Regions from separate parts of the Homo sapiens genome. Here region 1 is linked to region 2. The links are chromatin contacts, found by Hi-C or POLR2A ChIA-PET in ENCODE. All regions are on one chromosome and are shown on one strand. The core of a region is the stretch at or near the end of the contact, and the rest is flanking DNA. Distances in the headings are between cores, read along the strand shown.

Region 1 (5,881 bases), core at 1,882-4,381, 39 kb after region 2:
CCTATCATTTGTTCTGTTTGGCCTTCATAACCAAAGAACACATGACTATTGGAGCAACAGCTTCCTGAAATTCTTGAACTATGGATGCTGGAAATGAAAGAACATGCTTTGATTGACTTTGTCTTGTGTATCAGGCATTCTGTTAAGAACATAATTCTGAAACACCAATTTATGGGTAAAGAAAACTGAGGACAGAGATATTAAGATTCTTGCCCCATGCTTCAGACATTTAGTTGTCTATTGGCTACATTACCCCACTCCTCCCCTGCCGGCAAAGTTCACCTCTCACTCTAGAGACTAAATACGTCACAGCTAGGGCATAAGCATGTGACTCATTCAGGCCATAGTATGCAAGAACAAATCTTCAAGGGGCTTCTGAGATATGCTTCTCTTCCTCATAAAAAGGAGTGTATAAGAAACTACCTCTCCTCACTTTTTTTCCTTTTGCTTTTCATTGTGATTGTGTGAGACAGTGATGCTTGGTGCTATGGCAGCCATCTTGTTACCATAGGACAATATGTTTGATGACAAAAGCCAGCATACCGACGATGGCAGAGCAGAAAGATAGAACTTGAATACTTGCTGGCATCAATTGAAACAGAACTTGAGTATCTGATGGCATCAACTACTAGCCTCAGAATTGCCCTGAGTTCCACCTTGCTTTTACATGAGATAGTAAATATCATCCAAACATCCTAACTAACACACCTAGGAAATCAAGGAGTAAGGGTGTGAGTCCCACTGTGTTTCCTATGAAAACAGGAGTTTCAATTTCCTAGTTCTCCTTGTTTGTTTCTAGATTGTAGAATATTCAAAGGAGATTCAAAGAGACTGATGCCCCTGCCACGTTCTACCCAGCTGCCCCCAAATATGTGGCCTGATGCTTAGCTCTTCACTTATCATTGAACTAGGTCTTATTTTACAATGGTTTGGTCTGTGACTTACTGGCTGATGTTGGCCCCAAGTCCACCCCTCCATCAAGACTTGAACATGTCCTTAAGATCCAGCTCTGGGAAAGGCATCTCAAGCACTAAACCTCCTCTTCTGCCTGCAAGGGTCAATGTAAGAGCCTGGACCTAATTGCTGCCTGGTAGTCCAAGTTAAATAAAAAGTAAATGCTAGGCAAATACTCTGTCTTCAGAGCATGCTGCCTGTGTGGCAACATTTCTGCTAATAGACTCCAGCCATCAGCCATCTGTCCATCTTGATATACTGTGCATTGCAGATGAGAAGGAATGTTCCTTTCCCCTGCAGTATTGCATGTTGATATTTTCCTTCAGGGAAATACCTGAATTTCATATCACTCACCTCATTAAAATTTACCTTGCATAGAACTAATGTAATATGTACTTTTTTTTTTCTTTTGAGACAGAGTCTCACTCTGTTGCCAGACTGGAGTGAAGTGGCACAACCTCCGCCTTCTGGGTTCAAGCGATTCTCCTGCCTCAGCCTCCCGAGTAGCTGGGACTACAGGTATGCACCACCACGCCCAGCTAATTTTTGTATTTTTAGTAGAGACAGGGTTTCACCATATTGGTCAGGATGGTCTCCATCTCTTGACGTCGTGATGCACCTTGGCCTCCCAAAGTGCTTGGATTACAGGCATGAGCCACCGCGCCCAGCCAATATGTACTTTTATAATAAAAATAAAGTCACAAATAAAAGCTTAAATTGCTTCCTTAGCGGAATTATACTTTTAAGGCCTGCCATTGCCTTAACTGGAAGGAGAGATTCACACAGAACTACAGGTGCTTACGCCACCTAGTGGGAAGAAATTTTTATTTCGGAGGGTTTTTCTATGCCACTTACATCCCTTGTGCACACAGGCCCGCGCGCGCGCACACACACACACAGTCACCAGGTGTGATGGCAGCCCACGAGCCTTATCAAAAAGGTGAATGTTGGGGCCAAGAGCAGACAGGACTTCACTGTGTTGCCTCTGATCCAGGAGGCTGCATAGGCAGAAGCTGTGTCTGTTTTTACTTAATATCTGAAATTGCCGGTACACTCTGACTCTGGGAGGAAGGGGGAAGCTACAATACAGAAAACCATTAACTTTGGGGACTGAAGGAGGGGACGTAAGTTGTTTGACCCTGCTAGTTATAATCATTGTTCTTTGCCTTTATTGGAATAAGTAAATATAATCCTGTAGGTAAATGTGCATTTCTTGACATCTTGGATCTCCATTCTGCGTCAGGGGACCCCCAGCTCACTTGTCAGATGAGGAACGGTGAGTAAGGCTGAGCTCAGCCAAAAGTCATGAAATCAGAGAAACTTGTCCCCAGAACCCTGCAGTCTACCGCTTTTGGCTCTCCTTTCTCCTCTCAGTTCTAAGCCTACTGTTAAATTAAGGTTAGCCTAAAGCTGCCTCCTTACATATTTTAAGTTTGGCCTAAAGCTTTCCCCATAAATAGTAAACTGTAACCCAACTGGGTGTGTAAACAGATTGAAACCTACTCTAATACCAATCACCAAGTTTCAGCCACTCACAGGCCAGCTGTTCAAACTGTGTTCAAATAAGGCAAACGCCAAGCTGTAATCAATCTGGCTGTTTCTGTACCTCATTTCCATTTTCTGTACATACGTTTCCTCTTTCTGTCTGTAAATCATCTCGACCATGCAGCAGCATGGAGACTTTCTGAACTTGTTCTTGTTCAGGGACAACCCAATTCACAAATCGTTCTTTGCTATCTACCCAGGCAAGTCTCTTGCACACTGACCATTTTCTCCCCAGTAGTCACTATTCAAACATCCCCTCAGCTAAACCTTGGGGAAATGTCCACAACGATGGGATGAGAGCTTCGTGTGTTATTCTTCCGAAGTCTTCTCATGGGCCCAGAGCACAATGCCTTATCCCAGAAATGAAGACTGCATCGTGAAATCTCAAAACGGGAGGAGAGAGAAGGATGATTGGATCATGGCTATCCAGCTGTTCCTCAGAATGTTTGTTTGGCCTATACTGAACGCAGCGAAAACATTAATGTTACCAGAAAAGGAGCCCGATCCAGACCCCAAGAGAGGGTTCTTGGATCTCATGCAAGAAAGAATTTGGGTTGAGTCCATAAAGTGAAAGCAAGTTTATTAAGAAAGTAAAGGAATAAAAGAATGGCTTCTCCATAGCCAGAGCAGCCCCAAGGGATGTTGGTTGGCTGCTTTTATGGTTATTTCGTGATCACATGCTAAACAAGGGGTGGATTATTCATGAGTTTTCCAGAAAAAAAAGCAGGTACTTCCTGGAACTGTGGGTTCCTCCCCGTTTTACGCCCTATTGGGTAGCTTCCGGATGTTGCCATGGCATTTGTAAACTGTCATGGTGCTGGTGGGAGTGGCTTTTAGCATGCTAATGTATTAAAGTTAGCATATAATGAGCAGTGAGGATGAACAGAAGTCACTTTCATTACCCAAAAGTGGGGTTTGCCTGGCTTCTTTACTGCATCCTATTTTATCAGTAAGGTCTTTGTGACCTGTATCTTGTGATACCCATCCTGCTGACCACCTAGCTCATCCTGTGACTAAGAATGCCTAACTTCCTGAGAATGCAGCCCAGCAGGTCCCAGCCTCATTTTACCCAACCCTTATTCCAAACGGAGTCACTCAGGTTCAAATGCCTCTGATATTAACACTCCAAATAATGCCATAGAAGTGTTAGCTATTATCATCATCACCATCACCGTCATCATCAGGGCCAGGGATAGAGTCAGGCATGTGAGGCGCTCACTTTCAGAGTCAATTTTCATCCCCACCTGCCTTACCCTCTTTCCAGCACTGACTGTCATCATCAATGAAGAGTTAGTAGCTCCCAGGCCCTGTTATAAGGCTGTTATATATTATTAATTCATTTAATGAGAAGAGGAAACAGCCACAGAAATCTCACCAATAGACATTCTGCCCAAGTTACACAGTGAAAGAAGGGTAAACCTTGGATTTTAACTGGTTTAACAATAGTTACACAGGTCTTACACAGGTCTCTTAAGTTTCTGACACTTGGAGACTCAGGGACTCAAGATATTGATTTTATTCATCACTCTGAGTACAAGCACCTCTTGGCAAAAATCTGATGACATATTTTAAGTAGGAAATTGCAAGATAAAGTAGTCAATTGTTAACGGTGGTAAGTTAGTCAACTGTTGGTGGGAGTGTAAATTAGTTCAACCACTGTGGAAAGCAGTATGGTGATTCCTCAAAGAGCTAAAAGCAGAACTGCCACTCGACCCAGCAATCCCATTACCGGGTATATACCCAGAGGAATATAAAGCATTCTGCCATAAAGACACATGCACGCGAATGTTCGCCGCAGCACTATTCACAATAACAAAGACATGGAATCAACCTAAATGTTCATCAGTGACAGACAAGAAAACGTGGTTCATATACACTGTGGAATATTATGCAGCCATGAAAAATGAGATCATGTCTTTTGTGGGAACAGGATAGAGCTGGAGGCTATCATCCTTAGCAAGCAGGAATAGAAAACCAAATACCGTGTGTTCTCACATATGGGTGGGAGGTAAATAAGAAGAACTCATGAACACAAAGAAGGAAACAACAGACACTGGGGTGTTATTGAGTGGGGAGGGAGGGAGAGGAGCAGAAAAGGGAACTATTGGGTACTGAGCTTAGTACCAGGGTGATGTATTAATATGTACAACAAACCACCGTGACACACGTGTTTATCTACGTAACAAACTTTCGCAGGTACCCCATACCTAAAATAAAAATTAAAAAAAAAAAAAGAATCTGCCAGTGACCACAAGCAAATCAAACAGCCTCTCCATACCAGTAAGCAAATTGCAAACTCACACACCTTTGGCGCAGGAACAAATGATAAGGGAATTAAGGAGTACAGGTGTAGAATAACAGGGAAGTGCATAAAGTTACTCACAGTAAAAATTACTGGGACACGGATCTTGGCAAAACCTCTGTACAATCTGTCCGTTTTCTAACACTATATTCAACCAATGCTGGCCAAAGCAACATGTCTGTTGATAAAATTCAGCTGCAGATGGGGTTGTGGATCCAATGAAGTGAGCACGGTTTCCAGGAGGTATTATCAATGGCCAGGAGCTAATTCCTAACTTGGAGCAGCTGAAAACAATCACTCCCCATTTTACAGTAACAGCACACAGAGATGCCAAGTTCTCTGGCTGAGCCGAGTCATCTGTGGAAAGTAGACACAATTCAATCTAAATAATAGAGAACAGCGGCAGCCTGGATTGATGTTTCTGCATGACTCTCTGCTTAGTTCAAATTGGAGCCATTACCTCGTTGGATTTCTCAGCAGGCGGTTTAGCCTATAGGAGACATTCCCTATCCAGTAACAAATCTCATTTCTTCTCAGGCTGAAGGAGATAACAAAAGCCAGATGGCCCTTCAAGACTGTTCATGATGCTCAATGAGCCCAAGATGGATGCGGCCCATTTCTAGACTTTTTTCAGCTGAACCACAAGGTGGTGCCAAAGTACAGAAAATGCTGCTTCAGCCTGCAGGTGTCACCAACTGTGAGGAAGGCAAAAGGAAAGAAAAGACCATTATCTCACTTCGCTGAATAAAAAAGAAAATGCAAGTCTAGGAGGGCCTAACAAGGCCTCAGCACACAGCAAATCCCCACTTATCCTTAGTAAATTCGGGTGCCTGAGTTTCAGGAGGCTGCAGGTAAATTGAGTCTAAAAATTCAAAGGAGCTTAAAAGAGCAATTAAGCCTTTGGTTTGGTAATGAAGGCAGCACTAAGCCATAGGCCAGATAATTAGTGTAATGGAGCTCAGTGCTGAAAGAGCTACTGTGTCTCATTGTAAATTCTGCACCTGTTAAGGGCTGCGTGGGTTTACAGGTGGGCTAATCAAAGAAGAAAACCACAGACAGATCCTGCAGAAAATTCCAGGC
Region 2 (5,725 bases), core at 2,865-5,364:
AACTTGTAACATCACTCTAGAAGGCTCTCTCTTGTTCTCTGCATCAGGTTTAGCTCAGCCTATGGCTTTGTGCCCATCTCTTGGGAAACACTCTATGGCCAATGAACTCCCCAAAAATCCTTCTGGTGAAAGATGCTGTCTTTATTTGTTACCTTAAGGCCTCTTGAGTCCACAATATGGGGGGCAGGGGTGGAGAACCTCAGCCATAATAGACTATCAATGAAGAGGATGTCAACCAGTATTATTTGCAGAAATACAAAAGGCATACAGGTTAAAATAGGTGTGACTAAGGCCCTCAATGAGAATAGATTGTTGCTATGCACTCTCCTCATCCAGAAGTTAAATATCTTCATCAGTCTTGATCAAAAATGTAACATATTATTTTTAAAAGGACAAAGTTTTCTACAAAATACATGAAACAAAACCAGAAACTAGATTGGAAAATATTGTCTCTTCCAACACTCTGCCAAGTCTCTGCCCCAGACCAGTGACATATGAATCTCTGGGGAGCTGGGACAATGTCTCCCAAGTGTTCTTGATGATGAGAATTGCCTGGGTCCTTGCTACATCTAGAAACTCCCAGTCCCCCAGGCCATATCTCAGACCCAGTGTTGAATCTCCAGGGCTTGGGAGTCTGTACATTTCACATTGCCCAGCTGGTCCAGAGCGGGAGGTAGACCTTTACAAAATAATTATATAAATATATGGTGCTGTGACAAAAAGTGAATAAGGAGCTATGTGAGCACCTAACTTAGGCTGAGGAATCCAGAAGACTTCTCAGGAAAAGCCCCTTTTGAATGCTGATGTAAAGATGAGTAAGAGTTAATTAGGTATGGTGAGGGCAAGGGGAGAAGGTAAATGTATATTTCAAGGATACAGGAAAAAGTGTGAGCAGGCTCTGGGAGCTTAGAGTCTAATAGCAGAAGTAGAACATGTACTCCAAACACTGGGAAACAGGGTCATATATTTTAAGTGCCATGGGGTAGGAAAAAATACAAAATGCAATAAAAATCTGGAGTCAGAATTGTGATTGGGAAAGTGCGGGGGTGGGACTGTAGAAGGACTCAGAGAATTTCTGTCCTCAGAGATGTAGACTTTCCGAGTAGAAGGCTGAGAATAGGCAGAGATGACAAGGGAATAGCAGGACTGTCTGTGAGCTGGCAGCAGTACAGGGCAGTGCAGGGAAGACGGCAGAGAGAATGGTGACCTATGGGGGCAGATCCCAGAGAGACTTGAGTGACAAGCTTAGGATTTTTGTTTTTCTTTCCTATTTTTTCTTCTCCTGAGCCCTGCATTGTTTTGAAATTCCATTTCTAGTCTAACCCTTGGAATAGTTTCACCTATTATCAATATTCCTACTTAAAATCTTCTCATCCTTTCAGTCTTTAATACTTCCATTTTATAATCATTTGAAAATACTCAGCTATGACACACCTCTCTCCAACCATCTTAAGTTTCCCAGGAAATAAGGAATTACAGATAGGCTATGTAGGTCTCTGTGCACCCAAATAAAAGCAGTAGTACAAAGCTTTTACTGGTTATTTTCCATTATTCTTTGTATTTAACTTAGCTTAAATTAACTATGATTTTATTTTCAAATTAGTGTTCTCAAAGGAAAATATATTAGATTGAGGCTTTTCATTTGGAAAACCATAATATTCTCATTACCATTTCAATGTCCGTTTGGTTATTAAAAGTGATAATTCATGCTGATGGGCAGCAGCCCTGAATGAAGGCCAATAATGAGAGAGGAGAGCATTCTTCAGGCTGCTAGGCCTCAGCTGCTAACCTCATCTACCCTCGCCACAGTGAGGGTCTGTCATCTCATAGTGCCTGGAATGGTCATGCAGATGCAGTCAAAGATATCCATGGCATGGTGCCGCTTACAATATATTTTATGATTTCAATGTGTCTCTTGTTGTAGTTTAATTTAAATGGAATGAATGACTACTGGCTTGAAGCCATACTGATTCTTCTGGCTCTTTTATATCAAAAACAGCTTCACTCAGGAAATGGGATTTGGTTTAGGTACCCATAGGGAATTTTCTGTGGTCTGAATGTGTCCTTTAAAATGTGTGTAAAGGACACAAATTGGAACTGTAATCTCCAGTGCAGCCATGTTGGAAGGTAGGGCCCTTGGGGCAAGTGTTTGGGTGAAGGCTCTGCCCTCATTAATGGATTAGTGCCTTATAAAAGGGATTGATGGAGGCAGTTCTTCTCTTTTTTTGCCCTTCCACTTTCCGCCATGTGAGGATGCAGCAAAAAGACCCTCACCAGATGCCACTGCCTTAATTTTGAACTTCTCACCCTCCAGAACTCTGAGAAGTAAACTTCTGGTCATTATAAATTACCCAGTCTGTGGTATTATGTCATAGCACAAGTGGGCTAAGATACAGTCTAAAGAAACTTAAAAAATAACCAATGACTGAGGTGGATCTTAGGACCAGCCCCCGCTCTGGTCCTCTCCAGGGCCGCTTGTTCTCTCAGGGTGTCTCTGCTTCTCTCTGTAGATATGCTCTCCCTTCACTCTCTCCCCTCCAGCCTTTGCTGCTCACTAAATCTTCTTGCATCTCAGTCTTGCTCAGAGCCCATCCTGGCCACAACCCTCTTTAGAATCCTCTTAAATTCCAACTCCCACTGTTGAAGGACCCAACGTCTTTCTTCCAGATACAAATTCTTAAGAAAGTATGTGATTGGCTCAGCTTATCCCAGTGTACTGAAGTAGTGAATGCCCACACAAGGTGGTATTCAAATTATTATAGTTAGCAATTAGCTCTGCACTTACACAGAAAAATCAGAATCAAAGCTGCCTGAGGCCTGCACCAGGGTCCTCTAAACCCCTTAGTCTCACAGGGGTTAACTCTTTAATTCCTGGAAAGTTGAGAAGAGAGATGGGCTTAGACAGCCAGTTCAGTGGGAGGGTACCAGGAAGGCTTAGGGTAGCCATCATTTTCAATAGAGAAATACTCCATTATTTTAATTACCAATATGGCCGTACTGGTATGGACCATTGAAAACTCTGAATCACTGAGGGTAGGGAGGCACAGGGCCATGAAATACACAATATGACCACCATAGACAGTGGTCTGGTTTTAACAGGCATTTGAGACTCAACCTGTCCAATACCTATGGGTATATTTGAAAAAGTTATGAACCTTGAGGACAGTAAGAACTTAAGGTTTTAGTTTTCATTAAACTCCCTCATAGAACTATTCATGTTCTCCTACACTAAGGGGACTGAATCAATTCAGTGTCATCTGACCAGTGAGTGAGGGCTCCCCTGGGTAGGAGACCAGGTGTTGCATATATCCAGCTATGGGGCTTTGGACGCAAGGTTTTTAGCTTCCACAACTTACAAGTGATGAGCTTGTATTGGACAGACGCTGCAATCCCTTTGCCACTTCAGATTCCTCTTGTGTTTATGGGGGATTATTTTAAGATTTGTGAGCAAAGGTACAGGCCGTGCCAGCTTCAGGAAGGAGGAGGAAAGGCAGAAATGCAACTTTATTTGGATAAATTCAGCACAGCAATGAAGTACATAGGCTCTAGGATCCAATCCTGACTCAACCAATTGTAGCTGGCATAACCTTGAACAAATTATTCAGTCTCTCTGCCTCCATTTTTTCATCTGTAAATGGGAATAATGAAAAGACTTCACAGTGTTGTTATAAAGACAAATAAGACAGTCCATGTAAAGTATTTAAATCAGTGCCTAGCACACAGCAGGCACTCAATTAAATATTAAACAATATTATCATTAGAAGTCACCCCAGGAAACTTCTATTCATTACCTCATTTAAATATTTAAGTATTTAAAAGATAAATATACTTAAATATTTAAATGAGGTAATTAACCACACAAGATACTGTTTTTATTAATTTCATATTATCCATGAGAAAAACTGAGGCTGGGAGAGATATTTTAATTCACCTAGGTAAAAGGTTGATCAGCTTTTCTCATAAAGGGCCAGACAGTAAACATTTTGGGCTTGGCAGTCTGTATAGTCTCTGACGTAAGTACTCAATTCTGCCATTATAGCTGAAAATAGCCACAGACAATAGTAAATGAATGGACAGAGCTCTGATTCAATAAAATTGTATTTATAAAAGCAGGCTGGCTGGCCCTTGGCAAGCAGCCATCATTTGTCAACCCCTGGCTAAAATCATACAAACAATTGGCAGTTAGGATTTGAACTCAAGAGAATCAATCTATCCACTACACCAGAGATTTTCTAGTTCTTCTTTTGGTAAAAACTTTTTTTACAATGAAACTTTATGAAGAACCCAGGGTATAAATTAGAGCCACTTAACACAGACTTCTCTTAACCATCACAACTACTTTCCTTGAATAAGTCTGTGGTTTTCAAACCATACGGGTTTGATACAAATGCAGATCTGGGCTAGGCATGGTGACTCACGCCTGTAATCCCAGCACTTTGGGAGGCCAAAACAGTTGGATTGCTTGAGCCCAGGAGTTCAAGAACAGCCTGGGCAACATGGTGAAATCCCATCTCTACAAAAAAAAGAATACAAAAACTAGCCAGGCATGGTGATCCACGCCTGCAGTCTCAGCTACTCAGGAGGTTGAGATAGGAGGATCAATTGAGCCTGAGAAGCTGAGGCTGTAATGAGCCGTGATCATGCCACTGCACTTCAGCCTGGGTGACAAACAAAGCAAGACCGTGTCTCAAAGAAAGAAAAGAAAAATGTAGATCTGGAGATCCCTACTTCCATGAGCCCAGGTTCAGATGGCCTGGAACAGTGTCAAGTGATGTATATTGTTTACAAGCTCCCAGGGGATTCTGACCCAGGGAGTCCTCAGACCACTCTTTGAGAAACATGGATATAAGGATATTCCATTAAATGTGAAAAAATTTAATTATCCAAGCTGGTTTCATTGAAGATAGAAGAACAAAATAACAGGTATCAAGACATAGAACCTGAGTTTCAACACTGACTTCACAGTTTTGCCTTGGATTTGAGACAGGGATTAATCTATTTTGGTATAATCGGTGTCATTGCCTAAAAGCCCGTTAGGTGCTTTGAAACACAATGAGCCACTCCTACTATGTCATAGATTCCCTTGGCACCAGATCTTATTAATATGAAGTACACGTTGAATCTTTCCTTAACTCTGCTATGAATCTAACAAGAAGCTACAACAGTCGTACAAGAATTCCCTCAAGACATTAGGTTGGAAGATTGGTGATAGGAAATTACTCCAGTAGCTTCATTGAAAAGAACTCTGACAAGCTCTGACACATGTCCAGAGAGTAAAGGCAATATCGAGTTATAGGACAAAGAGGTATCAAAAGAGTGTCTGCTCCAAGCAGCCAGGGACAGCTCAGTACAAGGAGGGCTCAAACAGGACACCCAGCGGGCAGATGCCTGAGAAGCTTGGGCTGTTACCTAGTTACATTTCTAGAAGAATACTTTTAGCTGAACAAAGCACAGGCAATTAAATGTTCAATATCATTGTAAGTGCTGAAATGTCCTCATAAAACTTGAAGATCTGTGCTTTCTGAGTCCACAGAGAACAGTCTGCACTTTTCTGGGCTATAAACTTGGCCTACAGGGAGAGCTAGTAAGAAGGGTCTGCCTTTTTTTTTTTTTTTTGGCTGGACTCCTTCTTCCTTGGCTTCTCTGAGGCCACCTTCAGGAGACATTTGGATGTCCATATCTGGCTTGTCCCCAGGCAACTGGAACTGCTAAAAACAGACCCACT

Evidence for each region. A loop is a pair of places that touch in the nucleus more often than their neighbours do. ChIA-PET counts read pairs that join two places held with the same protein, here RNA polymerase II (POLR2A). Pooled maps may share reads with other maps.
Region 1: a loop to region 2 is called in a map of posterior cingulate gyrus, with 3 times the contacts of the local background. The contact joins two enhancer-like sites. A Hi-C loop is called at or near these places in 3 of 168 maps with a recorded cell type or tissue (PC-3, dorsolateral prefrontal cortex and posterior cingulate gyrus) and 4 of 50 pooled maps. POLR2A ChIA-PET finds 5 or more read pairs at or near these places in 2 of 52 experiments (WTC11 and activated T-cell).

The regions. Positions count from the first base shown.
Region 1 is chr10:59,620,750-59,626,630 of GRCh38, forward strand. No RefSeq gene overlaps it. Among named protein-coding and RNA genes, the nearest start is that of SLC16A9, 86 kb to the right of the region's middle. RefSeq lists enhancers at 1,622-1,916, 5,529-5,748. Within about 2 kb of position 3,132, at least 4 of the 41 ENCODE cell types and tissues checked have a DNase peak (open chromatin) inside an H3K27ac peak, as active enhancers do.
Region 2 is chr10:59,581,122-59,586,846 of GRCh38, forward strand. All of the region lies in intron 1 of LOC105378318 (a long non-coding RNA gene), which reads left to right. Among named protein-coding and RNA genes, the nearest start is that of SLC16A9, 130 kb to the right of the region's middle. Within about 2 kb of position 4,115, at least 3 of the 41 ENCODE cell types and tissues checked have a DNase peak (open chromatin) inside an H3K27ac peak, as active enhancers do.